Regions from separate parts of the Homo sapiens genome. Here regions 2 and 3 are each linked to region 1. A link is a loop called in an ENCODE intact Hi-C map of the cell type or tissue named here. Cell type or tissue: PC-9. All regions are shown on one strand. Links, peaks and the distances in the headings refer to the core of each region. The heading gives the core; the rest is flanking DNA.

The links. Peaks named below come from ENCODE experiments on the same cell type or tissue, not always from the same donor. Only the 100,000 strongest peaks of a DNase experiment are listed, where the experiment ranks them.
Region 2: a loop joins it to region 1, with 8 times the contacts of the local background. A loop is called at or near these places in 4 of 110 quality-filtered maps.
Region 3: a loop joins it to region 1, with 4 times the contacts of the local background. A loop is called at or near these places in 11 of 110 quality-filtered maps.

What each region holds. Positions count from the first base shown.
Region 1 is chr9:89,016,576-89,026,808 of GRCh38, reverse strand. The region is part of intron 11 of SHC3 (SHC adaptor protein 3); the gene reads left to right. Among named protein-coding and RNA genes, the nearest start is that of S1PR3, 30 kb to the right of the region's middle. In PC-9, for the core only: no CTCF peak of the experiment used is centred there; DNase peaks (open chromatin) are centred at 4,388 and 5,458; H3K4me3 peaks cover 702 bases; H3K27ac peaks cover 3,302 bases.
Region 2 is chr9:89,133,649-89,143,881 of GRCh38, reverse strand. The region is part of intron 1 of SHC3 (SHC adaptor protein 3); the gene reads left to right. Among named protein-coding and RNA genes, the nearest start is that of SHC3, 40 kb to the left of the region's middle. In PC-9, for the core only: no CTCF peak of the experiment used is centred there; DNase peaks (open chromatin) are centred at 4,931, 5,301 and 5,861; H3K27ac peaks cover 3,064 bases.
Region 3 is chr9:89,274,726-89,284,958 of GRCh38, reverse strand. It overlaps LOC105376136 (a long non-coding RNA gene), which reads left to right. Exons shown (of 3, transcript XR_930101.4): 3 at 1-4,512. Among named protein-coding and RNA genes, the nearest start is that of CKS2, 31 kb to the left of the region's middle. RefSeq lists an enhancer at 2,390-2,908. In PC-9, for the core only: a CTCF peak has its summit at 5,738; no DNase peak of the experiment used is centred there.

The DNA of each region.
Region 1 (10,233 bases), core at 2,371-7,370:
GGATTCAAGGTCAGGCTCACTCCTCAGGTGGAAAGTGAGTGCTCGCCCAGGCAAAGGGGTTGCTTGTGGGCATGTAAGCCCTGGGCGGACAGGGTTCCAAGCTGGGCTCTTGGCATTTGTAAACCAAAAAATATCTGAGGCAAATCTCAATCATTTCAGAGGTTTATTTAGCCAAAGTTAAGGACATGCCAGTGACACAGCCCCAGGAGATCCTGAGAACATGTGCCCAGGGTGGTCAAGCTACAGCTTGATTTTATACATAAGATATTAATCCGTACATGTAAGATGTACATTGGTTTGGTCTAGAAAGGCGGGACAATGTGAAGTAGGGGGCTTCTAGGTTGTAGGTGGATTCAAAGATTTTCTGATTGGCAATTGGTTGAAAGAGTTTATCTAAAGACCTGGAATCATTAGAAGGGAATGTCTGGGTTAAGATAAGGGGTTGTGGAGACCAAGGTTTTACCATGCAGATGAAACCTCCAGGTAGCAGGCTTCAGAGAGAAAAGACTGTAGATGTTTCTTTTTCTTTTCTTGTTTTTTTTTTTTTTTTTTTTGAGATGTAGTTTCACTCTTGTCACCCAGGCTAGAGTACAGTGGCGCAATCTCAGCTCACTGCAACCTCCACCTCCTGGGTTCAAGCCATTCTTCTGCCTCAGCCTCCTGAGCAGCTGGATTACAGGCATGCACCACCACGCCCAGCTAATTTGGGGTGTGTGTGTGTATTTTTAGTAGAGATGAGGTTTCACCATGTTGGCCAGGCTGGTCTCGAACTCCTGACCTCAGGTGGTCCGCCTGCCTTGGCCTCCCAAAGTGCTGGGATTACAGGCGTGAGCCACTGTGCCCAGCCAATGTTTCTCATCAGACTTAAAAAGGTACCAGACTCTTACTTAATTCTCTCCTGGATAAAGGAAAAGACCTGGAAAGGGAAAGGGATTCTCTACAGAATACAGATTTTCCCCACAAGAGACAGCTTTGCAGGGCCATTTCAAAATATGCCAAAGACATATTGCCAAGGACACATATTTTAGGGTAAAATACTTTAATCTCTTTCAGGGCCTGCTATCTGTCATGTGATGCTATGCTAGAGTCAGGCTGGAATTGGGTGTCTTATTGCTACAGAAGTCTTAAGGTCTCTGTTTAAATGTTACTGCTGGTCAGTTGTGCCTGAATTCCAAAGGGAGGAAGATATAATGAGGCATGTCTGACCCCCACTTCCCATCATGGCCTGACCTAGTTTTTCAGGTTAACTTTGGAATGGCCTTGGCTGAGAGGATGTGTTCATTCTGATGGTTGGGAGGCTTCAAATTTTATTTTTAGTTTACACATTGCAGGCCTGGGGGCTGATGTGGGCCCAGCTCTGTGGCTCAGCCTTCAGGTTTGGGATGGACCTGGATCACGTCTTAATTTCAAATGTAGGAGAGGCTTGGGCAGCATGTCTGTGTCTGGGACAGGTCTACATCACACCTGGGTTAGGCTGGATCCAGGCATGAGCCTACAAGCCTGGAGGTGGGGTGGGGTCTCTCAGTGGATCCAGCAGAAGTGAGAAAGTGGGCAAAGGTCAGCCCCTGTGTGTGTGTGTATGTGTGTGTGCGTACGTGTGTGTGTGTGTGTGTGACCTGTTCCAGGATAACTCATGTTTTAATCACAAGATGTCCCCATCTGACGGCTTTGCCTCTTCTAGGAATGTGACCCTTTATAAGGGGCAGATGTAATCATTTTGTCATTGATGGAGTGTCGTCATTAATGGAAAAATTTTAACCAGTATTTCTAACTGCCCACAGGGCAACTCCACTTACACGTTTCCCAGGCAATTGAAGCCCATGGCGTCTGCAGTGGAAGGTGTTGTCCCCACCTCCTCAGCCCCAGCTGCCCCTCCTGGGTTCCCCGCCACACCACACCTCTCTTCTCATACTCTGCATTCAGATGCTGAACAAACTCCCCTAAATATCCCTGTAAGCTGCCTCTTCCTCCTGACCCACCTGGACTCCCAGTGACAGCCCCAGCCCACCCTGCAGGAGGCTCTGCTGATGTCCATTCCCTGCTCAGAATCCTTCTGGGATGCCATCACCTCCAGTGTAAGGTTAAACTGTGCAGTGTGGGTAAGAAAATAGGAATAGCAAATGTTCCCCAGCATGTCCTTGATGCCACGCACTGTACTAACTACTTCACTTGTATTAATCCTTTCATTCTGAAAACGGTCCTGTGAAGCAGGACTCGCGATAGCCATCTTACAGAGAGGTCAGTAACTTCCTATAAGGAGTGTCATTAGCAGGTGGCAGGCCAAGTTGTGGCAGGTGCTCAAAACTGTCTTCTCCTCACTTGTCACTGCACTGGACTGAGCAGGACAGGCAGTATTTAATAACGCACACAGGGAGTGGTGGAGTGCACCTGTAGTCCCAGCTACTCAGGAGGCTGAGGCAGGAGGATGGCTTGAGCCCAGGGGTTTGAGGCTGTAGTGAACTATGATCGTACCATTGCACTCCAGCCTGGGTGACAGAATGAAACCCTGTTTCTAAATAAATAAATAAAAATAAACAAATCCATAAATAAATAAGATGCACAGGATGCTGCTTGTGCACCCAGGAGAGAAAGGGCTTCAAGGGTAATGGCTTGGGATGACCATGCCCTTTACACATCAGGGGAGCATCCTGAGAGGGGCTGTTTGTTTCTGATTGGACCATGAGAGGGGGCTGAGTGAACTGGGAAGGCATTGTTGCATTACAGGTAACTTACGAATCACACCCACAGCTGGAGCTGCTGTTCTAGGCCAGCCATTAATCTAGCAGCTTCAGCATCAGAGAGCTTGCTTAGAAACGAGATCCTCAGCTCCCACCCCAGATCTGCTGAGTCAGGAACTCGGAATGGGGCCTGGATGTGTGGGATGGAGATGAGGCAGTAGTCTGAACTTTCACAAGCCCTTCAGGGGCTAGAGTTGGGAACCACAGGTCTAGGCAACAGACCCTTTTAAAAATGAGGAAGGATATGTTAGGTAACTTGTCAGGCAAACAGAGCACATTAGCAGTAGAAACAGGATTTGAACTGATGACTTGTGATATCTTGACCAGTGGTTTTTCTCTATGTGGTCATACCTTCTGATTCTGTTCTGCTGTCTATGGCCAGTTAAACACAGAAGTGGATCATCTAGATGCTTGGATGAATAAAATTTGAAAAATTAATTTCTACTGAATTTCTGGAAAGTATGTAAGAATAGATGGTAAAAGAAGTAGCCAGGAAGAAGTTCCACCTCCCCCAAGCCAAGCAGTTTTCTGGAGGTTGTGGCAGAGAAGAGAAACAGTAAGATTGGTTATGGCCTCAATGGCAGATTTGGGAAATCAGAATATGCTGCATATTTCTTAACGATTTTAATTTCCCACACTTCTGAGTTGCTTCTCAGGCTCCCAAGCATCCTTGGGCCTAAATAAACCCAGCCTTTCTGAATGCATGGAGCTTGATTCCTTCCCACTGAGCTGCTGGCAGCTTTGATCTGTGGGATCTGATTTTCTTCTACTCTGAGACTTTCTCAGATGATTAAAAATATTGTAAGCAACTCAAAGAGACCTTGTTGATAAGGCTTATCAAGCTGGCCTCAGAGTTTATTCTGGGCTGCTGACTCCTGAAGGGCAATCAGCTCTCATGCTAAGATCAGGGTGGGCCTGAGGCCCCAGGCTGACCTCTCTCCCTGAGTGTTCGCTTCTCATAGAGGAAGCCTGCGCCTGCCCTCCCTTCCAAAGAAGGCAAGGCCAGGGGTGGCTGACTCACTCAAACCCATCACATGCCTGGAAAAACCTTCCAAGCTGTTTATGGTTGTTGTGAGACCTCAGTTCTTGTCTTCTTGATTTAGAAGAATTTGAGCAAAAGACAACACAGCAAGGGAGGTGCAAAATAGTGCAATTTATTACAAAGGAGAAAGAATATTTTGAAAGTTAGGTGCAGAATAGACAGTACACCGTAAGAGAATTCAGGGCAGGCTTCGGGGTAAGGATGAGACAAATCCATAAATAAATAAGATGCACTTAAAATAAGTGCACTAGGCACTTATTTTAAAGACGGGCACTAGGGGAGACTCCCTTTATGGGAGGCTTTCATGATTTTTCATAAGGAGGTGTTGCTATAAGCATGTTCGGATGGTCCTCTGGGTGCACATGCGCAGTAGCTGTACATGCTTGTTCATAAGTCACATCTCATTAGCATCTTAAATCTCCACCCAGGGTTGTGTTTTTTTGCTATTATGATGAGCAAAGGGTCATTCTGAGGACAACTAAAATTAAAGTGCGCATGCTCTCTAGAGGGGGAAATTCCTTACTGAAGATAGCTGTGCTTGAATTAGCTGGACTACAGTGTGAATGCTGAGGCTTATTGTGTTGACTGTACGTCCCACGGTTGCCACGTCCCAAAAACTTCCTTGACTACCTATCCCGCCGCAAAGCCACAGGTGACGGTGGCCAGACTGGTGGAGCAGGCTTTGAAGAAGGAAGTGGGAGGTCTGAGCTTTCCCCACTGTAGGAATTTCCCCCCTCCCCCAACCCTCCCTTCCTGCACTGAAGTGTCCTTGAATCTCCTTCTAGGCTCCTGGAGCCCCGACAGGACCGCCAAAGTGTTTAAATAGTGCCCGAGGCTCTTCAGGTTCCTGCCCTGGGTCTTGGCTAAGATCATGGTCCAGCCCTGTTGGGATGTGGGGTGGGGCGGAGTTCCCTGCTCAGCAAAATGAACTGAGGCCTCAGTTCTGTTTGCTGGAGGACCAGCTGACTTCTCTCATTGACATTGTGCCTTTGTTCGCTACAAAGGAAATATGGAAATTACGCAGCCCATTCAGTCACCTCTGGCTCGGGCAAGTCGTGTGACTTACAAGTTCTGAGTGGGAAAGACCACCCCGTAGTCTTGCTCTGGAAGCCCCCAGGGGCAGGCAGAGTCCTGAGAATGCTCCAGGGCCGACCTCCTCCCATTTTATTCCCAAGTCATATATCCTGGGTATCCAGGTAGGGCTGTGTGTGACAGAGTTTTTCCATGGCTAAAAAAGAAACGTCTTAGAGGGCAACAACAGGCAATGCGGAAGTAGCCCTCCATCTCTCAAGGTTCCGATTCCTAGCACTGTGTTCTACTGGCCCCGAGGGGTGCTGGAAACCCTCAGTTTCCACCTGGTGCAGGACAGAGGAGCCTCACCTGGGATGGCCCAAGGCAGGTGAGCCCTGGCATCCAGGCAGGGTTCAGGGAGAGCCACTGCTCACTTTCCTGCGGTACTTCCTTCTCTCTCTCTGCTTTGCTTCTGGTTTGTGGGTTTTTACACAGGTTTCAGGTTAGTTTTGTGGGTCAGCTGTGCTTTCCCAGAGGTGACCTGGGCCTAGGCCTTCCACTCTGTGAGCCGATCTGGTGCTGTCTTTGGTCACTGAGGTCATGGCTGTGGGGACATTGAGTGCGGTGGTGTTGGCCTCCCTACTCTGGCAGCTGAGTGAAGACTTCTTTGTGGTTTCTGGAGCAGTGACTCATCAAATGCTGTCCTGGAGGTTTCATGGAGATGGCACAGTTCCCAAGGTAGCCTGGGCTTTTCCCTGAGGCAGAAGGAGACTACCCCTCTATCCAGCTGCAGAGCTCCTGAAAAATCATTTTTAAGGTAGAATTGGCAGTGATGATAGTCAATACTAACACGAGTGTACTTTCCATACAGTTGGAACAAAAGTTTCAAACCTGATTCTGCTAGAATATTAGTGTTCCAGAAGGCTGGTGCAACTGGCGGGCATCTCCTGTGTGGGCGCTGAAGCTCAGTGCGAAATGTCCCTGTGAGGTCAAACTGGGGCTGCAGCTCAGCAGATCCCTACAGCTCCCCTGGGCACCTCCCCAAGCCCTGAGTGTCCTCATGAGGCCCATGTGTGCCACCATAGGGCAGGAGGCTCTCCCCTGCATCCTTCCACCACTGGGCACTTTGGAGGATCACCAAGGTACCGCACCCAGTGGCAGAGCTCCACCCAGACACACAACCCTGCAAACAGACATTTGTGCCCAGCTTAGTCACTGCTGATGGAGGAGACATGGAGAGTTGGTGAGGGGGACTCACCTGTGTCCCCTCCCCTATGCCTGTACATTCCACTCACAACACCCACATACTGAGGTTGGCCTGCCCATTTTGCTCTCCTCCTGGGCCTGCATCTCCTACTGCACATGAGGGCGGTTTTGTGCCAGCCCCTGCAAGAGCTTCGGTAAGGATGATTTATCTGTCTCATTCTGTTGCTGGTGATAGTTTAGTGTCCCCCTAGATCCTGGCACCAGAAACTGTCCCTGTTTTGTCCTGCTTTGACATGGACGTACGTCACAGCCAGAGGAGGAGCCCTCACCTTCCCACCAACCACCTGGGGACCTGAAGGAGGCCCAGAGGGAAGGATGAATATGACAAGTCAGACCTGCTGTTGTCCACAGACCACAGAGGCCCCCACACCCACAATGTGGCACAAAGGAGCCTGCCCCACAACTGGCACCCCACCTCCCTGCCCTGCTGCCTCTCACCCTCCACCTTCACCTCTCACCCCCACCCTTCCTATCTTCCACCTTCCAACCCCCTGTCACCTCTCCCTCTTTCACCCCTTAACCTGACCCCCACTCTCCTTACTTTTGGGCACTGGGGGTGATGCCTGCTGACCACAGGCCACACAGAGCTGAGTGTGCATTTCTGCCCTAGCCTAGGGAAGAAGCATATTTTAATTAAGCTGCTGTGAAACCTTGGGGATCTCTACCTAAAAACAATACACATTTTTAACAGTAAAGGTCTACAAAAATCAAATCAAAGAAGTAATTCCTTACTATGAACCATTCCAGAGGCTCCAAAGTGCCCTTGTTTTAGGAGTAGATGTTGCTTTCGTTTCTTTGTAAAACCTCACTTCCTCCAGCTTCTCTCCCTGAAAACCGAGTCCCACCCAGTGCTCTCAAGCTGAATATTCATTTATTATTTTTGTTTTTAAATAGACTGTATTTGATATTATTTAATAAATATTGCAAAGAACTGACACCTTGACAATATTGAGTATTCCTATCCATAAATATGAAATATCTCTTCATTTATTTAGTTCTTCTTTGATTTCTTTTATTGGACTTTTGTAGTTTTCCTCATGTAGATCTCATAGGTATTTTGTTAGATTTATACCTATTTCATTTTCAGGGGTGCCAATGTAAATGGTATGGCATTTTAAATTTTAAATTCCACGTGTTCATTCCTGATATATAGGAAAGTGATTAACTTTTGTATATTTACCTTATGTCCTGCAACCTTACTATAATCACAATTAGTTCAAGGAGATTTTTTTTATTCTTTCAGGTTTTCTTCTAGACAATCATGCCATCTGTGAACAAAGGCAGTTTCATTTTTTACTTCCCAATCAGTATGCCTTTTTTTTCTTTTCTATCTTACTGTCTTACTTTTGGACACTGTAGGTGAGGCCTTCTGACCACAGGCCACACAGAGTCAAGTGTGCACTTCTTCCCCAGCTTAGAGAAGAGGCATATATTAATTAAGCTGCTGTGAAACCTTAGAGACTTCTACCTAAAAATGGCAACACATTTTTAGCAATAATGGTTTACAAAAATGAAATCAAAAAAGAAATTCTATAGGTTTTCTTTGGAATATTAGGACTTCCAGTACGATATTGAAATGGAGTGGTGAGAGGGAATATCCTTGTCTTGTTCTTGATCTTTGAGTTCCTCAGTATCAGATATAATGTTAGCTGTAGGGTTTTTTTGTAGATATTCTTTTTTTTTTTTTTTCTCTGAGACAGAGTCTTGCTCTGTCGCTCAGGCTGGAGTGCAGTGGCATGATCTCAGTTCACCGCAGCCTCCATCTCCCAGGTTCAAGCGACTTTCCTGCCTCAGCCTTCCGAGTAGCTGGGATTACAGGTACCCACCATGACGTCCGGCTAATTTTTGAATTTTTGTTGGTAGAGATGGGGTTACACTGTGTTGGCCAGGCTGATCTTAAACTCCTGACCTCAAATGATCCGCCTGCCTTGGCCTCCCAAAGTGCTGGGATTACAGGTATGAGCCACCATGCCCAGCCCATAGATATTCTTTATCAAGTTGAGGAATTTCCTCTCCTACTTTATCAAGAGGGTTTTCTTTAAAAAAAAAAAAGAAAGAAAGAAAGAAAGAAAAAAAAACTACTTTATCAAGAGTTTTTTTTAAATAACATTTTTAAATTACAGTTTAAGTTCTGGGATATCTGTGCAGAACATGCAGGTTTGTTGCATAGGCATACACGTGCCATGGTGGTTTGCTGTGCTCATCAACCCATCATCTACATTAGGTATTTCTCCTAATGCTATCCCTAGCCCCCCACCCCCTGACAGGCCCTGGTGTGTGATGTTCCCCTCCCTGTGTCCATGTGTTCTCATTGTTCAATTCCCACTTATGAGTGAGGGCATGTGGTGTTTGGTTTTCTGTTCCTGTGTTAGTTTGCTGAGAATGATGGTTTCCAGCTTCATCCATGTCCCTGCAAAGGACATGAACTCATCCTTTTTTTTATGGCTGCATAGTATTCCATGGTGTATATGCCACATTTTCTTTACCCAGTCTATCATTGATGAGCATTTGGGTTGGTTCCAAGTCTTTGCTAATGTGAACAGTGCTGCAATAAACGCACGTGTGCATGGGTCTTTTTAGTAGAATGATTTAAAATCCTTTGGGTATATACCCAGTAATGGAATTGCTGGGTCAAATGGTATTTCTGGTTCTAGATCTTTGAGGAATCACCACACTGTCTTCCACAATGTTTGAACTAATTTACACTCCCACCAACAGTGTAAAAGTGTTCCTATTTTTCCACATCCTCTCCAGCATCTGTTGTTTCCTGACTTTTTAATGATCACCACTCTAACTGGCGTGAGATAGTATCTCGTGGTTTTGATTTGCATTTCTGTAATCACCACTGATGATGAGCTTCTTTTCATACGTTTGTTGGCTAAATAAATGTCTTCTTTTGAAAAGTGTCTGTTCATATCCTTTGGCCACTTTTTGATGGGGTTGTTTTTTTCATGTAACTTTGTTTAAGTTCTTTGTAGATTCTGGATATTAGCCCTTTGTCAGATGGGTAGATTGCAAAAATTTTCTCCCATTCTGTAGGTTGCCTGTTCACTCTGATGATAGTTTCTTTTGCTGTGCAGAAGCTCTTTTGTTTAATTAGATCCCATTTGTCAATTTTGGCTTTTGTTGCCATTGCTTTTTGTATTTTAGTCATGAAGTCTTTGCCCATGCCTTTGTCCTGAATGTATTGCCTAGGTTTTCTTCTAGGGTTTTTATGGTTTTAGGTCTTACATTTAAGTCTTTAATTCATCTTGAGTTAATTTTTATATAAGATGTAAGAAAGGGGTCCAGTTTCTGTTTTCTGCATAGGGCTAACCAGTTTTCCCAACACCATTTATTAAATAGTGAATCCTTTCCCCATTGCATGTTTCTGTCAGGTTTGTCAAAGATCAGATGGTTGTAGATGTGTGGTGTTATTTCTGAGGCCTCTGTTCTGTTCCATTGGTTTATATATCTGTTTCAGTACTAGTACCGTGCTGTTTTGGTTACTGTAGCCTTGTAGTATAATTTGAAGTCAGGTAGTATGATGCCTCCAGCTTTGTTCTTTCTGCTTACAATTGTCTTGGCTATGTGGGCTCTTTTTTGGTTCCATATGAAATTTAAAGTAGTTTTTTCTAATTCTATGAAGAAAGTCAATGGTAGCTTGATGGGGATAGCATTGAATCTATAAATTACTTTGGACAGGATGGCCATTTTCACGATATCGATTCTTCCTATCCATGAGCATGGAATGTGTTTCCATTGTTTGTGGGAAAAAAAGACCTTTTTTTAAAAGAAAAAATCTCTTGGTAAGATTTGTTGGATTTTGTCAAATGCTTTGTCTGCATCCATTGATATGATCATGTGATTTTTCTTCTTTAACATGATGGATAAAAGCAATTGATTTCTGAATATTGGACCAACTTCGCATACCTGAAATAAATTCCACTTGGTTGTGGTGTATAATTCTTTTTATACATTGTTGGGTTCAATTTGCCAATATTTGTTGAGCATTTTTGCATCTATGTTCATAAGAGATATTGCACTATAGTTTTCTTTTAATGTCTTTGTTTGGATTTGGTATTCAGGTAATGCTGGCTTCATAGAATGAGGAATTATGTTCTCTGATTCTATCTTCTGAGAAAGATTGTAGGGAATTGAAATAAATTATTCCTTAAATGCTTGATGGAATTCACT
Region 2 (10,233 bases), core at 3,108-8,107, 120 kb before region 1:
TCTCGCCTGAAAATGAGGGATATATGTTTTGAGTATGACCTTACAGTTTACAAAGCACACTGACACACTAACCCCGAAAAAGGCCAGTCTGCCCCTTGGGTCCCTGGAGGTTCCAAGCAACAGGCAATAGCAAGATCAATTTCAGAGCGGCAGCATTCATTCAGCCCTAAAAGCCATCTCTGACCAACCAGTTCTCCTGTGACTCAGGAACACAAAAAAAATTTCTGTTATACTTGGACCCCCATCCCTCTGTCTCTAACTTTTCAGATTCTGTGGAAGCTTCTGCAATTCTGCCTACAATGATGCGTTTCCCAACTCCCTTCACCTTCTGAAACTCCTGGGTGGAAGTGTCAGAGGCATTTGAACCAGAGCAACTCCATCTTGAATATGGGCTGGATAAAATGAGGCTGAAACCTGCTGGGCTGGATTCCCAGATGGTTAGGCATTCTAAGTCACAGGATGAGATAGGAGGTCGGCACGAGATAAAGGTCATAAAGACTTTGCTGATAAAACAGGTTGCAGTCAAGAAGGTGGCTAATTCCCACCAAAACCAAGATGGCAATGAGAGTGACCGCTGGTCGTCCTCACTGCTACACTCCCACCAGTGCCATGACAGTTTACAAATGCCATGGCAACATCAGGGAGTTACCTTATGTGGTCTAAACAGGGGAGGCATTAATAATCCACCCCTTGTTTAGCATATCATCAAGAAATAACCATAAAAATGGGCAACCAGCACCCTTTGGGGCTGCTCTGTCTACGGAGTAGCCATTCTCTTATTACTTTACTTTCTTAACAAACTTGCTTTCACTTTTGCCTATGGACTCACCTCAAATTCTTTCTTGTGCGAGATCCGAGATCCAATATCCCTCTCTTGAGTCTGGATCAGGACCCATTTCTGGTAACATCTTTCTGGTGACCATGGAAGGGACAATACTGAGGAAGCCCCCAACCCAAAGGCTAATTTGGGGTAAGTGGTGGGGTCCGGTAACATCTTTCTGGTGAACTCCAAAGGTATGATACTGAGGAGACCCTCGACCCGAAGGAAAATTATCTGTACACACACCAATTGGCTGACTTTGGGCAAGTGGTGTGCATATATGTGAGTAAAGGATGGGATTGGGTTAGAGGCCAACTTAGGGGAGTTAGAATCTCTCCTAAGACAGAGTGGGTAAAAGACACCCCCCGCCTTTTTTTTTTTTTTTTTTGACAGAGTCTCACTCTGTCGCCCAGGCTGGAGTGCAGTCGTGCGATCTCACTGCAACCTCCTCCTCCTGGGTTCAAGTGATTCTCCTGCCTCAGCCCTGAGTAGCTGGGATTACAGGCACCCACCACCACACCTGGCTAATTTGTGTATTTTTAATAGAGATGGGATTTCACCATGTTGGCCAGGCTGGTTTTGAACTTCTGGACCTCAAGTGATCCACCTGCCTTGTGGGATTACAGGCACCCACCACCACACCTGGCTAATTTTTGTATCTTTAATAGAGATGGGGTTTCACCATGTTGGCCAGGCTGGTTTTGAACTCCTGGACCTCAAGTGATCCACCTGCCTTGGCCTCCCAAAGTGCTGTTATTACAAGTGCAAGCCATCGCACCCAGCCTTAAAGGCCCCTCTTAATAAAAGGCAAGGAAACTCGACTGAACTTGGGTTCAAGGCCCAACTTAAGAAGGTTAGAGTCATTCCTAAGATTTAGGGGGTTGGAGGAGCCATTTAGTAAAGTCCTTCTGGGCTAAGAATGGATTTGGCACCATGGGATGTTAATTCCTATTCTTTTTTAATTAATCTGCCTTACATTCTTTGCTGATGGCTGTGGGCGACAGAATTAGGCATGTACAGGATGAAGGGACATGGGGAGCTTTTTTCTCCCTAAAGGGGAAACATGAGAGCTGATGGAACTGCTGGAAAAGATCCCTCCTATGACCGACAAATGGCCACCTGAACTTTTCAGTGTTGCTGCAATAGATGGGTCTTTCTCTGGCCTCCCTGACCTCTTCGCCTCCCCCACCCTGCTGCAGACAACGCATTTCTCTCTCTCTTTTTCCTTTCCTATATTTTTTATTATTCAGGGTGATCATCTTGCCCTGTGACCGCAAGTTGAAACTGCTGGTCAGAGGTTGGATTAATGATGACAGGGCCCAATCAGGAGCAAGTTTGAGCCATAGTAGTTTGACATTGGGTGCTAAGCAGGGCAGCTAGTGTCTGCTTTGTCACATGTATTTTTCTCCGGCCAGAACAGAAAAAGACAATTTTCCTTTATAATGTGGCTTGGCCCCCAGGGCTGTGGTGCAGCCCACAGGTCACTAGGGCTGTTCACTAGGGAAAGGGAACCCAGAAGCCTGGCATGCTGGCAAAAGGGTAAAAATTTCTTACCAGTCAGACTTCTGGCCTCTCTCTCTGTGCAAACCAGTTGAATGAATGGTAAAAATCACTGTTTATCTCCTTCATAAAGTTTTGATTAATGGAAAAAAGATTTGTGAGGCTACTCTTAAGCTGTGGTGAATCTGGCATGATTTGTGTGTCTTTCTGTATTGTTCTGTCATAAAGAAGGGTACCGTAGGATAGAACACAGCCCTGGGACTCCACAAGCTCGCTGTTCAAGACAGCCCAGCAAACTGGTCAGTTATGTCCTTGGGAGCTTGACCTTGTAAATACGTGGCAGTACTTTCTCTTGGTCTCTGCCATTACAATGGCATCCCAACTTCAGGGTCAATTCCCTGCTTAGGGAATGAGTTCTTTCTTGTTTGATATCTGCATGACCATTACCATTTGTTATTCTCTTCTCCTCCAAAAACTGTCCTGTATTTTCCTTTCACTGAGCCAGAAATATTGGCTGTTTGGCCTGGCTAAAGTCTGGTAATAAGAAATTTACCATGACTTTTTAAAAGAGCGCTATGGTTAAAAATCAGCTTAATTAATTTAAAATATGGATATCTAAACTATATATATTTAAAAGGGCTTTATCTTTTTCCCCTTCTTGAATCTTGTTCTTTCTGAAAAAAGTTTTTCTCCTCAGTCGACTGAACTGTTTTTCTTCATTTTGTCTTTTTGCCACTGTTAATGCCGACATAAGAGAACCTGAGATAATTACTAACAGCCTAGAACTCCTGGAGAAAAACAGAGGAAGTGCCACGGACCCTGTTTTGGGAAAATTCTCTTTTTTTTCCTCATGAAACCCCAGGAATTAAAAGCAGTTAGTTTCCTCTCAAAATCTAAGGCTTTGTTCTGTTTTGCATTGCCGTATCTGATGTTTTTGACTTTTGCAGGTATCAGAAATTGTTTTGCATTATGAGAGAATTTGGTGTGTAATAACTAGGTAGGAAATATACTTTTGGAGATGGCTAATGGCAGTTATTGGGAAATACTCAGCTGTGCATGCTTGGATAAGAAACACATGCTCTTGGCCACCTAGGAAGTATGGAGATGCGCCCCCCCACCCACCACCACCGCCACTGAGAGATAAGACTTCCATGGGGAGGGGCTGATTCCTTCTTTTTGGGATCCAAGATCTGGTATAAAAGCAGGACCCTTAATCTGGGGGGGGGAATCTGTTTGCCTTCCAGCTGTCCCTGCTTATTAGCCCTAGAAAATGCATGCTTTCCTGGCTCTGGGCTCCACCCTGAAGCCAGTAATCCAATTAAGAAACTGGTAAATGAAAAATCTTACAACTACTGGGTCTTCTTCTGTCATGTATTTATGTGTGTTGTGTGTTTGTGATATAAAAAAGAAGCTTTCATTGGTTTAAAAACAATGACTGCTTAAATCAAGCATTTTGTCAGAAAAGTAAAAAGTCTAATGGCTTTTAGTTCATGTGACTTTAGTACTCTTCAAGAAATGACAGTTTTAAAAATTATTGGTAAAATTAAAATGTCTTCAAAATTTAAACATTTGGTCTAAATTACTCAGGTCAGATATTAGGCTTGCTAAATGCTTTAAGGTAATAAACTGTTTCTTTAAGTTTTGAAAATTGTTCAATTTACCTACTTTAGAGCATTAGATTCTAAATAAGGCCTAGGGACATATGGAGAGCCATGCTCCCTAGCTAGGCTCAAGAGTCAGCCTTTATCAGCCCTTTTGCAATAGGACAGAATTGGAGAAACTGGTAATTTTACCAACGCTTTGACTGTAATGGTGTTCTTTCCTTTAAGGAATCAAACTTGATTTGTAAAGCTAATAAAAGCCCCTTGAAGAAACTGGCCTCATGCCTAGTCTACAGCAGTCTCTGTACAGAATTCCTGACCTGTGTGATAAGTAAAGAATGGCACTTATCTTAGGCCCAGGAGCCCCAAGTTATCTTGGGATTTCAAAAGGAAAGGAATTGACACAACTCATAGGTATTTGAGGGTACAAACCTATGGCAGGGCTCAGCTTTATAAAAGTCTTATCTGAGATTCCTTCTATGGAACAGAGTTTCACAAAAGCCAATTTAAAAACAGCTTATGTGAAAAATAATTATTCTTACTGCACTTTATACAAATAATCAGGCCAAGTGTAATAAAGCAAAACAGTCTTACCATGATTTGTCCTTAGTAACAATGGTAAACTGGATAGAGAAAGATTATGTTTCAAGAACTATGGTACACTTGTTATTAGATTCTAGTCTCATTGGTTGTTTTTGAGTTTTTTCTTCAACTTAGGCTGATCTGGCTCATTCCTGTGAACCAACCAGCAATCTCTGACTGCTGCTCAGAAGAAATAAGAGGGATGGGTAATGTAAAAAACATCTGGATAAAATCAATATTCTAATTCTGGGTGCATTAGAATCAGCTAACAATCCCATATCAGCCTGGTTCCAACAGTTTCCCAATTCATGGAAAGACTTCTAGTTTAGTTTACTTGAAATAATTGTACTTATTTTGCTTTACTGCTGTGGAATGTATTACTGTTGTACTCTTCGTGTAGGAATGCAGGATAAGCTTACTCAATGTTTTCTTAAATTGAATACTTATTAATCTTCCAGATACCACCTTTTCTCAGAACTCAAGAGTCATGAATCACCCTTACTATACTGATGCCTCCTGACAGAGCTCCTTTCTATGCCTAATATAAGAGACCCTAATAGGCAGGAATATCATCACCTCTAATCATCCTGAAGAAGTTACAGAAGATGGATCTTTATCCCTCCGCAACCCTTAGGATTAAGGGTTCTCTTAGAAAAGGGAGAGGGGAAATGTCAGAGACATTTGAACCAGAGCAACTCCATCTTGAATAGGGGCTGGATAAAATGAGGCTGAAACCTGCTAGGCTGGATTCCCAGACGGTTAGGCATTCTAAGTCACAGGATGAGACAGGAGTTTGGCACAAGACACAGGTCATAAAGACCTTGCTGATAAAACAGATTGCAGTCAAGAAGCTGGTTAAATCCCACCAAAACCAAGATGGCAATGAGAGTGACCTCTGGTTGTCCTCACTATTACACTCCCACCAGCTCCATGACAGTTCACGAATGCCATGGCAATGTCAGGAAGTTACCCTATATGGTCTTAAAAGGGGAGGCATGAATAAACCACCCCTTATTTAGCATATAATTGAGAAATAGCTATAAAAATGGGCAACCAGCAGCCCTTGGGCCTGGTCTGCCTATGGAGTAGCCATTCTCTTATTCCTTTACTTTCTTAATAAATTTGCTTTCACGTAGTTCTATGGACTTGCCTCAAATTCTTTCTTGTGCAGATTCAAGAACCCTCTCTTAGGGTCTGGATTGGGAGCTCTCTCCACCAGTAGGACAGATCTGCTGTCACCCTTGCCCTCAGATGCATGTTCTTTGTCCCCCAAGTCTCTGTAGCTGGCAGCTCACGGCTTCCCAGGGCAAGGCGAGAAGCATCAGAGTCTACAAAGGGTGACATCTATGACTAATCTTTCCCAACTCTGGTTTGGCTTCCTGCCCTTTCAGTGCGTTTGCAGCCTGCACAGACTCATAGTTGCAGAGGAAAGTCTTTGTGAAGACTCTGTTACAAAATAATGGCTTTGTCTTTGTACTATGGGCTGTTATCGTTCTTTTCTTATGGATTGAAGGAGCAACGTGTTTCATTTATTTTCCTCTTGCTCCTGATGAATTGAGTTTGCTTTTGGGGTCTTTGTAAGTTGCAGCTCTTCTGATGACTCTGATTTCTTGCCTACACACTCTCATTATTTCTTTGAATTCTTTAGCAAGCTAGCTCAGTTTATTCTATCACTGACATTCTCATTTCTGTTACAGGAACTCTGTCTCCACCCCTAGACGTTTTTGCTTTTAATATTTCTCATTCAGAAAGCTAATTTTATTCTGTGCCCTTGAGTTATTATTTTTAATAATAGTGCAGTTTGCTAATATTCCTGTTTCCCAATAAAAAAGTTTCAGAAACTTGATTGGAATTTTTTTATCATGAACTTGAGTTTTCACAAAGTCTGTCTGCCACAATTGTACCATCAATTTCTTAAGATTTGGGATTTTTTGGATGTCCTAATTGGAAGTTGTGTATCTAAGGCTTATTGCAGTTAACTGGAGGTGCCAAAAACCATAATGTGTTGAGATCCTCAAAGTAATCTTGAGTTTGAGAAATAAAACACACTGAAACTTAAGCCATTTTTAGCTAAGTGTGAACTGTTGCTGAGCCCTTAGCCATGTGTATAAAGATGCTCCTGAGAATCTGGACTAAAGTGGAAAAACAATGGTATCTCCATGACATGGTTTAGCTTTGTGTCCCCCCACTAAATTTCATGTTGAATTGTAATCCCGATTTTGGGGGAGGGACCGGGTGCAAGGTGATTGGATCCTGGAGGTGGATTTTCCCTTTGCTGTTCTCATGATAGTGAGTATGTTCTCACAAGATCTGGTTGTTTAAAGGTATATCCACCTCCCCCTTCACTCTCTCTCCATCCTGCTCCAAGCATGTAAGATGTGCCTGCTTCCCCTGTACCCTTCTACCATGATTATAAGTTTCCTGAGGCCTCCCCAACTATGCTTCCTGTACAACCCGTGAAACTGTGAGTCAATTAAACCTTCTTTCTTCATAAATCACCCAGCCTCAGGTAGTTCTTTATAGCAGTGCAGAATGGTCTAATACACTCCAGCCATATTGTTACCTGAAAGTGGTCCCAATCCAGACCCCAAGAGAGTATTCTTGGATCTCGCACAAGAAAGAATTCGAGGCAAATCCATAGAGTAAAATGAAAGTAAGTTTATTAAGAAAGTGAAAGAATAAAAGAATGGCTACTCCGTAGGCAGAGCAGCGCCAACGGCTGCTGGTTGCCCATTTCTATGGTTATTTATTGATAATATGCTAAACAAGGCATAGATTATTCATGAGCTTTCTGGGAAAGGGGTGGACAATTCCAGGAACTGAGCATTCCTTCCCTTTTTATATAGGGTAACTTCCTGACATTTCCTGGCATTTGTAAACTGTCATGGTGCTGGTGGGAATGTAGCAGTGAGGAGGATCAGAAGTCACTCTCATCGCCATCTCTGTTTTGGTGGGTTTTAGCCAGCTTCTCTGCTATAAGCTGTTTTATCAGCAAGGTCTTTATGACCTGTATTTTGTGCTGACCTCCTATCATACCCTGTGACTTAGAATGCCTTAACTTCCTGGGAATACAGCCCAGTAGGTCTCAGCCTCATTTTTTCCAGCCCCTATTCAAGATGAAGTTGATCTGGTTCAAATGCCTCTGACATGTTTCTCCTCTCCTTTTTCTAAGAGAACCCTTAATCCTAAGGGTTGAAGAGGGACAAAGATCCATCTTTTGTAATTTCTTCAGGCTGAATAGGGGTAATGATATTCCTGCCTAACTACTGGGGCTCCTCAGGGTAGAGAGGAGCTCAGTCAGAAAGCATCAGTTTGGTGAGGGTCATTCATGACTCTTGAGCTCTGACAAAATGTGATATCTGGAAGATTAATAAGTGTTCAATTTAAGAGAATATTGCGTAAGCTTATCCTGCATTCCTACACAAGGAGTACGACAGCAATATATTCCACAACAGTAAAGCAAAATAAGCAAAATTATGCCAAGTAAACTAAATAAGAAGGCTTTCTATGAACTGGAAAATTGTTGAAACCAAGCTGATATGGGGTTGCTAGCTGATTCCAGTATATGCTGAGAATTAGAATATTGATCCAGATTGTTTCTACATTACTCATCCATCTCAATTCTTCTGAGCTGCAGCCAGAGATCACTGATTGATTCACAGGAATAAACAGAGTCAGTCTAAATCGCAGAAAAAAAACCCTCAAAAACAACTGATGAAACCAGAATTTTATAACAGGTGTACCATAGTACTTGAAACATAATTTTTTCTCTCTCTCTATTATCCCACTTTTACTCAAGACAAATCATAACAGACTGATTTGTTTGCAAAAATAAGCCTTAGTCTTATACTTGACCAGATTATTTGTATAAGGTGCATCAAAAATAATTTTTTTTAAATATGCTTTTTAAATTGGCTTTGATGGAATTCCTTTTCTATAAAAGGAATCTTAGATAAGACTTTTTTTTAAAGCCAAACCCAGCCATGGGTTTGTACCCTCAAATACCTGAGTTAAATAAATGCTTCTTCTTTTGAGGTCTGAAGAAAACTTGGGGCTTCTCAGCCTGTCAGAAAGTGACATTCTTTACTTACCACAGGTCAGGAACCCTGCACAGGGACTGCTGTAGAAAAGGTATGAGGCCAGTTTTCCCAAGGGGCTTTTGTTGGCTCTACAAGTCAAGTTTGATTTCGTAGAGGAAAGCACACCGTTTGAGTCAAAGCCTTGGTAAAATAACCAGTTTCTCTAATTGTTTCCTGTTACAAAAGAAAACATGATTGTTGTACTTATGCAAATATTTATATTGCCATAAATTAAGATTACTCAAAAATAATTTCTAAATTCTGGAGAAATCACATAAAGAGAAACAAATATGCTCTGAATTTTGTTTACAGGAGTATACTTTACTCAATTGCTAAAGGCTGTAAATACCTCAAAAGAAAAGTTTCCTTAACTCTGGAAAACAAAACAAAAGATCAGCTACATTTTAAGCAAAAGTCAGAAAGATTACTTCAGTCTTCTATTAGTTCAGCCCATGCAGTTAATTTCTGTTCTGCTTGATATTAATAAACATTTCAGCTCTCCATGAGAGCCCTTAAAGATTTTTCCTCTATTCTAATGTTACAATCTCCAAAGTTATCAGAAACCTGCATTCGTTAGTACCTGTCAAATTCTATAGCTGATTATAAACCACCTTTTGAAGAGGATCAAAACAAGAAAACAATTGTCTGTGGATGGCAAAGAGTCTTAGGACAGCCACTATTAAAGTCACAATTGACAAGGAAATTTTGGTTACATCTATGGCACACAATAATTTAACATAACAACTATAATTATTAGACAAATCTATTCAATCTTAATCAGTTCAACTGTAAGGCAAGATTCTTATAAACCCTTTATAATCCCTTAACAATTTTCAGTAAAGAGCAGATCAGTGCTCTGAGAAAATCCTGTTGTGCTTTTATTTTAGTGTTCAACTATTATTCAGAAAAACTGAATAATACCCCCTTTAACTCTAGATAATATGTTCACACAAAGAATCTTTTTAACAATTAATTTTTTAATAAACTTTCCACAACTTGTTCAAACCTTTAATATTTTTCTATCTCACTTTAAAAGAATCCTTTTACCCTTTAAACACAGGCAAGAAATCCACATTCCCAGGCCTTCTTATAATCTTTTACCAAAAGTATATTCTACTTTCCTTACACTCCTTGCATATTGTAGAACTGTTTCTTTAGTAGTCTCAAACACATATTGCACTGTTAACTTTTAGCAACTTTTACTTTTGGTGAAAAACCTGGTTCATAAGTGATTATAATTATGTGCCAGGTGTGGAGCCTAGGACACCAGACAGAAGTGCTGTAAGAGCTGACTCTTTCCAGCATGGCTAAGGGGCATGGCACTTCACATGTCCCCAGGCCTCATCTAGAATCTAATGCTTCAAAGTAGATATTCTGAACAATTTTTTTATTATACTTTAAGTTCTAGGGTACATGTGCATAACATGCAGGTTTGTTACATATGTATACATGTGCCATGTTGGTGTGCTGCACCCATTAACTCATCATTTACATTAGGTTTATCTCCTAATGCTGTCCCTCCCAGCTCCCCCCACCCCATGACAGGCCCCAGTGTGTGATGTTCCCTACCCTGTGTCCAAGTGTTCTCATTGTTCAATTTCCACCTATGAGTGAGAACATGCAGTATTTGGTTTTCTGTCCTTGCGATAGT
Region 3 (10,233 bases), core at 3,249-8,248, 260 kb before region 1:
TAGAACTGGCAACCTCCTTGGAGTGGCTCTTGAAGGCAATGCCCTTTTCCCAGGTAGTGGCAATGGGAAATCACTTTTCTGAGTGTCGTGGACACAGGTGGGAAGCCTTCGATTTCAGCCTAGGGTCATCTCTTCTATTCCAGGAAATGTTGGCTGTTTTCCACTTAAACTTGTTCATGCTTTTCAGGTCCCAGCTGTAGTCTTCAGAGATATTTGAAAATTAGCTGGTCTAAAACATGATTCTGGCAACCAGTGAAATGATAAAGTAGAAACTATTTATAAAAACAATACTTAAATTACGTATTTCAAATATGTAAATTTATTTGCTCTTTTAAATTTTATTTGTCCTTAGTGCTTTTTAATCCAAATCCATTTTAAACTCCACTGTTATATTCCAACTTATGTAGCATTATTCTGTGCTGTAGTTACACATAATAAATTAGTTACTGTCAGTTTACTTCATTATGCTTTAGTGGTTTACTCTTTCTGAGAATTCAATGAAGGTTTACTTTCTAACAATACCTACTAAAATATTACCAAAGTGAAGAGTATCACCAAGGAGTAAGGAATAACAGAGCCACAGGCAGCTCCAAGTCCCGCTTGTAGAGCTCCAGTCTCGGAACGTGGGATTGCCAGACCTGCCAAGTGGCCCCTTCTGCGTCAGAGAAAAGCAGGCTCAAGGAAAAGGCAGACTTGAGGCCTAGCCTCTTAATGTCCATGTGAAAGCAAGAGGCCAGGTGAAGTTTTTGGAGAGGAGTGACTTGAGTACTATTTTATATGAAATGTTTACTCGGGAGACAGGTTTTTTTTCCCACGAGATGAGGTGAGGAAGGCGCTTTTGTATGAACTGAATTTCAAATCCTCAGGGCTCATGGATATTTTTCCATGGAAAAGGAGGTTGAGAAGGGAGTTCCCCATGGGTGCTACCAGGATGAAAATTTGCCTAGATGTCTTTAGCTGGGGAGAGGGAGTCTGAGAGTTAGTTACGCCCTGTGTGTGTGTGTGTGTGTGTGTGTGTGTGTGTGTGTGTGTATGTATGTGATGGAGTCTCACTCTTTGTCCAGGCTGGAGTGCAGCAGCGCAATCTCAGCTCACTGCAACCTCTGCCTCCTGGGTTCAAGTGATTCTCCCGCCTCAGCTTCCCAAGTAGCTGAGATTACAGGTGCCTGCCACAACACCCAGCTAATTTTTGTACTTTTAGTAGAGACAGGGTTTTGCTATATTGGCCAGGCTGGTCTCAAACTCCTGATGTCAAGTGGTCCACCTGCCTTGGCCTCCCAAACTGCTGGTGTGTCCGGAATTGGTGGGTTCTTGGTCTCACTGACTTCAAGAATGAAGCTGTGGACCCTCGTGGTGAGTGTTACAGCTCTTAAGGTGGCACGTCTGGAGTTTGTTCCTTCTGATGTTCGGATGTGTTCGGAGTTTGTTCCTTCTGGTGGGTTCGTGGTCTCGCTGGCTCAGGAGTGAAGCTGCAGACCTTCCAGGTGAGTGTTAACAGCTCTTAAGGCGGCACGTCTGGAGTTGTTCGTTCCTCCCGGTGGGCTCGTGGTCTCGCTGGCTTCAGGAGTGAAGCTGCAGACCTTGGCGGTGAGTGTTACAGCTCATAAAAGCAGTGTGGACCCAAAGAGTGAGCAGTAGCAAGATTTATTGCAAAGAGCGAAAGAACAAAGCTTCCACAGTGTGGAAGGGGACCCAAGTGGTTTGCTACTGCTGGCTCCCGCAGCCTGCTTTTATTCTCTTATCTGGCCCCACCCACATCCTGCTGATTGGTAGAGCCCAGTGGTCTGTTTTGACAGGGCACTGATTGGTGCGTTTACAATCCCTGAGCTAGACACAAAGGTTCTCCACCTCCCCACCGGATTAGCTAGATATAGAGTGTGGACACAAAGGGTCTCCAAGGCCCCACCAGAGTAGCTAGATACAGAGTGTCGATTGGTGCGTTCACAAACCCTGAGCTAGACACAGGGTGCTGATTGGTGTGTTTACAAACCTTGAGCTAGGTACAGAGTGCCGATTGGTGTATTTACAATCCCTGAGCTAGACAAAAGGTTCGCCACGTCCCCACCAGACTCAACCCAGCTGGCTTCACCCACTGGATCGCGCACTGGGGCTGCAGGTGAAGCTGCCTGCCAGTCCTGCGCCCTGCGCCCGCTCTCCTCAGCCCTTGGGTGGTCGATGGGACTGGGTGCCGTGGAGCAGGGGGCGGCACTTATCGGGGAGACTCGGGCCCCACAGGAGCCCATGGAGGGGGTGGGAGGCTCAGGCATGGCGGGCTGCAGGTCCGGAGCCCTGCCCCGCGGGAAGGCAGCTAAGGCCCGGTGAGAAATCGAGCGCAGCGCCGGTGGGCTGGCACTGCTGGGGACGCAGTACACCCTCCGCAGCCGCTGGCCCGGGTGCTAAGCCCCTCATTGCCCAGGGCCGGCAGGGGCGGCCGGCAGCTGCGAGTGCAGGGCCCGCCAAGACCACGCCCACCCGGAACTCCAGCTGGCCTGTGGCGCGCAGCCCCAGTTCCCACCCGCGCCTCTCCCTCCACACCTCCCTGCAAGCTGAGGGAGCGGGCTCCGGCCTTGGCCAGCCCAGAAAGGGACTCCCACAGTGCAGCAGTGGGCTGAAGTGCTCCTCAAGTGCCGCCAAAGTGGGAGCCCAGGCAGAAGAGGCGCCCAGAGCGAGAGAGGGCTGTGAGGACTGCCAGCACACTGTCACCTCTCACTGGGATTACAGGCGTGAGCCACTGCGCCTGATCAGTTATGCTGTAAAGATTGAGAAAGTCTTGACCTGTTTCATACTGCTATAACAAAATACCTGACACTGGGAAATCTATAAAGAACAGAAATTTATTGCAGTTCTGGAGGCTGGGGCATCCAAGATCAAGGCACCAGCATCTGATGAGAGCCTTGCTGCGTTCTCACGTGGCAGAAGATAGAAGGGCAAAAGGGCAAAAACTCTCCTCACATTGCAGAAGAGCAGAATAGAGAGAACGCACTTCTGCAAGTCCTTTTTAGAACCACATTAATCTGTTCATGAGGGCAGAGCCCTCATGACCTAAGCACCTCCCATTTAGGCTTCACCCGTCAACACTGCTGCACTGGGATTAATTTTCCAACTCCTGAATTTTGGCGGACACATTCACACCATAGCAAACGATCATGAAGCCTCAACCCTAGTATGTGCCAGAACCACCCAAAGGATTTGTTACAAATGCAGGTTCCTGGGGACCGCCCCCGAGGGATTCTGATTTAACAGAACCTGAAAACCCGCATTCTTAATAAGCACCCCATGTGATTTCGGGTTGTGGATGTTCACTGGATCACACTTTGAGAAATGTCATGACTGTGACTTTAACAGACTTAAGGTTTGTCCTCAAGATTTTGTCTTGCAAACCTTTTGTTAGCCTTGGAATATAGTCAACAGCGATCGAGAAGGGAAATGAGGAGATCCACAGGTTCCCTCTCCAACATTAATGTCCATGTCAACTAGTAAAGCTTTGCATACTGCCCCTGAACTCTTTGCCCTGATGCTGGTTCTTCCTGATTTCTGAGGACAGATGGAAATCCTGACAAAAGTGAGAATGAGGACTGGAAACAGCAGATAGGATGATATGCATTCCTGGTCACTACTTGTTGTCCTCCACAGCCCTTGGCCTCAGTGCTAGCTGTCTTCCTGCCAACAGGATGATACAACCAACAAGTAGAAATGCTTGCGTGGCCTCTAATGAATTTTCAACAACATGATACAGATCAAAAGCTCTTCTGTACACTGATCATGTGGGTGAGTTCAGATTACACGTGGTTGCATTTTAATTCACTAAATTGAAAATTACATTTTATCTTTTGAAATATTTGTTCCCTTCAGTGAGTCATTCTAATAAATGTAACCTGAAGGCCAACCGATCCTTTCCTAATTTAGACGACTTAGAAGGTTTAGCCAATGTTGTTAATGTACTTCTTTTGAGGCAGTGTTCCCTCCAAGTTCAAGGAGAAATGAAGAAAAATATATCTTTTGAAAATAAGGTCTGGGGCGCCGTGGCTCATGACTATAATCCCAGCACTTCAGGAGGTTGAGGTGAGAGGATAGTTTGAACTCAGAAGGTCAAAACCAGCCTGAGCAACATGGTGAAATCTTGTCTCTAATTAAAAAAAAAATTAGCCAGGCATGGTAGCATGCACCTGTAGTCTCAGCAACTTGGGAGGCTGAGGCGGGACAATCACTTGAGCTCAGGAGGTTGAGGCTGCAGTGAGCTATGATCATGCCACTGCACTCCAGCCTGAGCAACAGAGTGAGACTCTGTCTTAAAATAAAAAAATAAGAAAAAGAAAAGAAAACATAACACATTTTTTTAAAATCAGGAAGATGTAATGTAAAAGAAACACATCAATAAACTTATTTTAGGAATCAAAGTGACTTCAAGTGGGAAGTCTCTAACCCTACCAGCAATGAGTCATGTGTGCCATGTTTGTACCAGATTATTTCTTCAATGACATTTAAAATTAAAAGCATTACCTGTGAATACAATATGATCCTTTTTCTTTTTTTTTACAATATGCTTCATATATATTTTAAGTGCTAAGACAAATACAAATGTATATGCCAAGAAAAGTCAACTCTGCTAAAATAAATAATATTTTTTATAGAATGCTAAAGGATAATCTGCAAATTAAATTTTGTTATTCAGAGGAAGCTTTTATATTTTAAAAAAGTCATTTATTTTTCAAAATCATCCCAGAAAGCAATTCTAGATAACATATAAGGTGACCAGCCATTCTAGATTTGTCTGAGGGTAAAGGATTTCCTAGGATGGTGGCTTTTAATGGTAAAACAGTGACAGTCCCGGGCAAAATGAGCCAGTTTTTCACTCTACACTCAAATAAGAGCTGGGGTTGGAGGGTAGATGGGTGTAGGGCTCCCAATTCTTTTGCCTGTGGGCATCTGTAGCTTTCCCCGTGACTCACACCAGGAGCCTGTTATGGGGAAAACACTGTGTGTAAGACAGACCAGGGCTTGTCCACACTGAGCTTCCAGCTTCCCTTCCACTGGGTGGGTCAGATTCAACACGTAAGCAAATAGGATGATTTTGGGTGGAGATAAGTGGTGGGAAGAAAACCAAGCCTGATGATGTGACCAATTAACAGATGGGTGGGTGGGTGGGCATTGGTTCAGAGCAGGTGTCCAGAAAAGGCCCCACTGAGGAGTGGCCTTTGCCCTAACATTTGTATAACGGGAAGGGGACAGTAAGGAAAAGCAGAGCAGGAGACACGGCAGGAGCTAGGCCACCGAGGATCCATGGGGTTTGGTGAAGTATCTGGATTTTATTTTAGATACAACAGGAAACCATTGAGGCCTGCTAAGCAGGAGGGTAATCTGATGTGGTTTGTGTTTTAATATGCAGTGGTGACTGGTTTGCATTCCTCATATGGCTTAATTGTATGGCTAAGATACACAGACAGTTTCAAAACACACAACCTTTCCTGTGACATGCCCACAGTAACCCACAGAAAATGCATGTCCTTAAAAGTGAATAATACAGTCTTTGCTATAGGGACACAAAGAAAAGCCTACTCTTACTAAGGAGATATTTACAACTCATGAGAAAGGGAAACCTAAGTGGTGTTTTTTGGGTAGTTTGAGAAAAGTTTGCACAGAGGCAGGAGATATTAAACTACAACAATCAACACTATCATTCTAAAGCCTTATATAAAACATATTTGGGATGAAATCTTGATCTTTTTACCTTATCTCCTTATCCTCTGCAATTCTGATAATAGCCACGAGAGGGCTTGCTACTCCTATTGTTTATAAACAGTAGCTCAAGATGGACTTTGCTTTTTGGCTGAGCATTTGTAGGCAGTGGTGTTCTTATTTTATTTTATTTTACTTTATTTTGAGATGGGATCTCACTGTCACCCACACTGGAGTGCAGTGGTGCAATCTGGGCTCACTGCAACCTCCGCCTCCCGGGCTCAAGCGATCCTCCCACCTTAGCCTCCCGAGTAGCTAGAACCACAGCCACTACTGCTGGCTATTTTTTTCTTTCTTTCTTTTTTTTTTTTTTGTAGAGACAGGGTTTCATGATGTTGCCCAGGATTCAAGCAGTCCACCCACCTTGGCCTCCCAGAGTGCTGGAATTACAGGCTGAGCCACCACGCCCGGCCTGCAGTGGTGTTCTAAGTGAATATTTAACAATGGGCTCTGGGAGGAGTGGAGGAAGCCCTAGTAGAATTGGCCAATTTCCTTGGTGTAAATACTCTTCCAGTGTCAGATTTCAAGCTACCAACTGTTTAGTAACAGGCTCACAGGATTTATAATAATTTAACCATGGGGGAAAACAGGTCTTCCTGGGCCAACTCCATCATGCCACTGGTTGTAGGGTGTGGGGAGTGAAATGGTGGTGATAGAAGAAGATAATTGGATTTTCTCAGGGAACAGTCATGAGAAGGAACAGATAACTAGAAAAGCATTATCCTGAGTGTTGGCTTGTCTCATTAGTAACTTTCAAACTAACAAATAAAATATTTTTAAAAATAGCTAACAGGAAGCAGGAAAAATAGAAAAATAAGAAGACACCTTCCTTTAATCCAGTTTTAAAGATACTCAGAAGAATATTATATATCCTTTCTAGGAATAAGTATTAATACTACTAAAATCTTTGAATCATGTGTACTTAATATAAATTTCTAAATAAATTTCTAAAGGTAGAACATTGTTTTAACTTGTTATGATTAGACTTATTTCATATTTTATGTTAGTTGCTTAGTAAGCAGTTGAATCCACACAAGGACTTCAGAGAATGGAATGTCTGTTTATTTTGGTATATTAAAAAATTTGTTTTTTGGTATAAATATGAAGTCTTCAGTATGCTGGATAAGAAGGAAAATCTACTAATTATTTGATTTTCTAATGATTTGACCCTGTAAACCGGGTATATGTGAAACTTAAAAGAAAAATTAAAATTAAAATTAAAAATTAAGAAACAAATATTGGGGCAAAAATAAAAAGAAGATATTAATTTTATTACTCACAAACCAACTTACTGAGAAGTGACATCAGTGAGAATAGGAGTTTTGAGTCCTTAGCCTTCCACAGACACACCAATTTTGGCAACTGCCCATTGCCAACAATACCTTTCTGGAAGCCTGGAAGTCCAGCAAAAAGGCTCCAGCACCCCATAGGAGCAAAAAATCTGAGACTAGCAATAGAAAAATGGGTAAGAAAAACAGTTTCACTTTACTTGCATCAACCTTCCCCCAAAGGCACAGCCCAGTGACAAGAGAGGCCCTCTTAGCCTGTGATTTCTCCTGCAGGGAAAGATGAAAGTGAAAGTGTAGTGTACTAGTACCTGGCTTCCCCAGCCATGTGGGAGGTGCACTTTCTTTTCACTCCACCCTAAACACTGAAGGGATTGGTACAGCTAAATAGTCTTTGAGTAGCTAGGAACAGGGAAAAGTGGTGGAAGCTCATAGCAACTGGAACATGGGACTTAGCAAAGGGCCACAGTTTCTACCAACCACCTTGCGAATTTCATCAAGAGGCTCACACACAAACCTTACAGAATGTGGACTATCCCCCCAACTAGCTCACATGTGCCCCCAGAACTCCGCACAACTTCCATAGCCAGTGCTCCCCATGCACTCCTACAGCCAGTGTACAAGTCTCTTCAGATCATGCAAGAACACCTGTAGATAGCCAGCTCAACTCTGCAGAATTAGGAGAAGGCACTTAACCTTGAACACCACAGGCCACTTGATGTGGTTTGACTGTTTCCCCACTGAAATCTCATCTTCAAGTTAGTTCCCATATCACCATGTATCTTGGGAGGGACCAGGTGGAGGTAATTGGATCATGGAGGCAGTTTCCGCCATGCTTTTCTTGTGATAGTGAGTCTCATGAGCTCTGATGTTTTTATAAGTGTCTGGCATTTCCCCTGCTGGCACTCATTCCTCTCCTGCTACCCTGTGAAGAGGTGCCTTCATCATGATTGTGGGTTTCCTAAGGCCTCCCCAGCAATGCAGAACTGTAAGTCAATCAAACCTCTTTCCTTTATAAATTACCCAGTCTCAGGTAAGTATTTCTTCATAGCAGTGTGAGAACAGATTAATACAGTAAATTGGTACCAAGGGTGGGTTGCTGCTATAAAGATACCCGAAAACGTGGAAGCAACTTTGGAACTGGGTAACAGGCAGAGAGTGGAACAGTTTGGAGGACTCAGAAGAAGACAGGAAGATGTGGGAAAGTGTAGAACTTTCTAAAGACTTGTCGAATGGTTTTGACCAAAATGCTGGTAGTGATATGGACAATGAAGTTCAGGTGAAGTGGTCTCAGATGGAGATGAAGAACCTCTTCAGAACTGGAGCAAGGGAGATTCTTGCTATGCTTTAGCAAAGAAAGTGGCAGCGTTTTTCCCTTGCCCTGGAGATCTGTGGAAATTTGAACTTGAGAGAGATGATTTAAGGTATCTGGCAGAAGAAATTGCTAAGCAGCAAAGCATTCAAGAGGAAGCAGAGCATAAAAGTTTGGAAAGTTTGTAGCCTGACAATGTGATAGGAAAGAAAAACCCATTTTCTGGGGAGAAATTCAAGCCAGCTGCAGAAATTTGCATAAGTAACAAGTCAAATGTTAATCACCAAGACAATGGGGAAAATGTCTCCAGGGCATGTCTGAGACCTTCATGGCAGCCCCTCCCATCACAGGCTCTGAGGCGTAGGAGGGAAAAATGCTTTCCTGGGCCAGGCCCAGGTACACACTGCTCTGTGCAGCCTCAGGACATGGTGCTCTGCATCCCAGCTGCTTCAGCTCCAGCCATGGCTAAAAGAGGCCAAGGTACAGCTTGAGCCATTGCTTCAGAGGGTGCAAGCACCAAGCCTTGGCAGCTTCCGCTTGGTGTTGAGCCTGTGGGTGCACAGAAGTCAAGAATTGAGGTTTGGGTACCTCCACCTAGATTTCAGAGGATATATGGAAATGCCTGGATGTCCAAGCAGAAGTGTGCTGTAGGGGTGGAACCCTCATGGAGAACTTCTGCTAGGGTAGTGCAGAAGGGAAATGTGGGGGTTGGAGCCCCACACAGAGTCCCCACTGCCTAGTGGAGCTGTGAGAAGAGGGCCACCATCCTCCAGACCCCAGAATGGTAGATCCACTGACAGCTTGCACCATGTACCTGGAAAAGCTGCAGGCACTCAACACCAGCCTGTGAAAGCAGCCAGGAGGTGGGGCTGTACTCTGCAAAGCCACAAGGGTGGAGCTTCCCAAAGCCATGGGAGCTCACCTCTTGCCTCAGTATGACCTGGATGTGAGTCAAAGGTGATCATTTTGTAACTTAAAGATTTAATGACTGCCCTATTGGATTTTGGACTTGCATGGGGCCTTTAGCCCCTTCGTTTTGGCCAATTTCTCTCATTTGGAATAAATGTATTTACCCAATGCCTGTACCGCATTGTATCTAGGAAGTAACTAACTTGCTTTTGACTTTACAGGCTCATAGGCAGAAGGGACTTGTTTCATCTCAGTTGAGACTTTGGACTTGGACTTTTTGGTTAATACTGGAATGAGTTAAGACTTTGGGGGACAGTTGGAAGGGCATGATTGTGTCTTGAAATGTGAGGATATGAGATTTGGGAGGGGTCAGGGGCAGAATGATATGGTTTGGCTGTGTCCCCACCCAAATCTCATCTTTATTTGTAGTTCCCATATCCCCACTTGTCATGGGAGGGACTAGGTAGAGGCAATTGGATCATGGGGGCAGTTTCCCCACGCTGTTCTCATGACAGTGAGTAAGGCCCAAGAGATGCGATGGTTTTATAAGCGACTGGCATTTCCCCTGCTGTTACTCATTCTCTCTCCCGCTGCCTTGTTAAGAGGTGTCTTCTGCCATGGTTGTGGGTTTCCTGAGGCCTCCCCAGCAATGCAGAACTGTGAGTCAATTAAACCTCTTTCATTTATAAATTACTCAATCTTGGGGATTTCTTCATAGCAGTATGAGAACAGACTAATAAACCACTGTACTTGGGAAAATAAACAGACAGCCCTCAGCACATGGCCTGGCTTTGTGAGATTGAGAGAAGACACACAGTCCTAACACTCCCCTTATCCTCCCTTCGCCAAGAGAAAGCAAGAGGACTGGAGTTGGCAGATCCATGGAAAAGGTCTGAGAGACTCCCTGAATCCCTAGCTGGGCTGACTGGTGAAGATTTTTCTTTCCCAAAGCCATTCAGTGGAAACTGGGGGAAATGCCTGCCTCTTCAA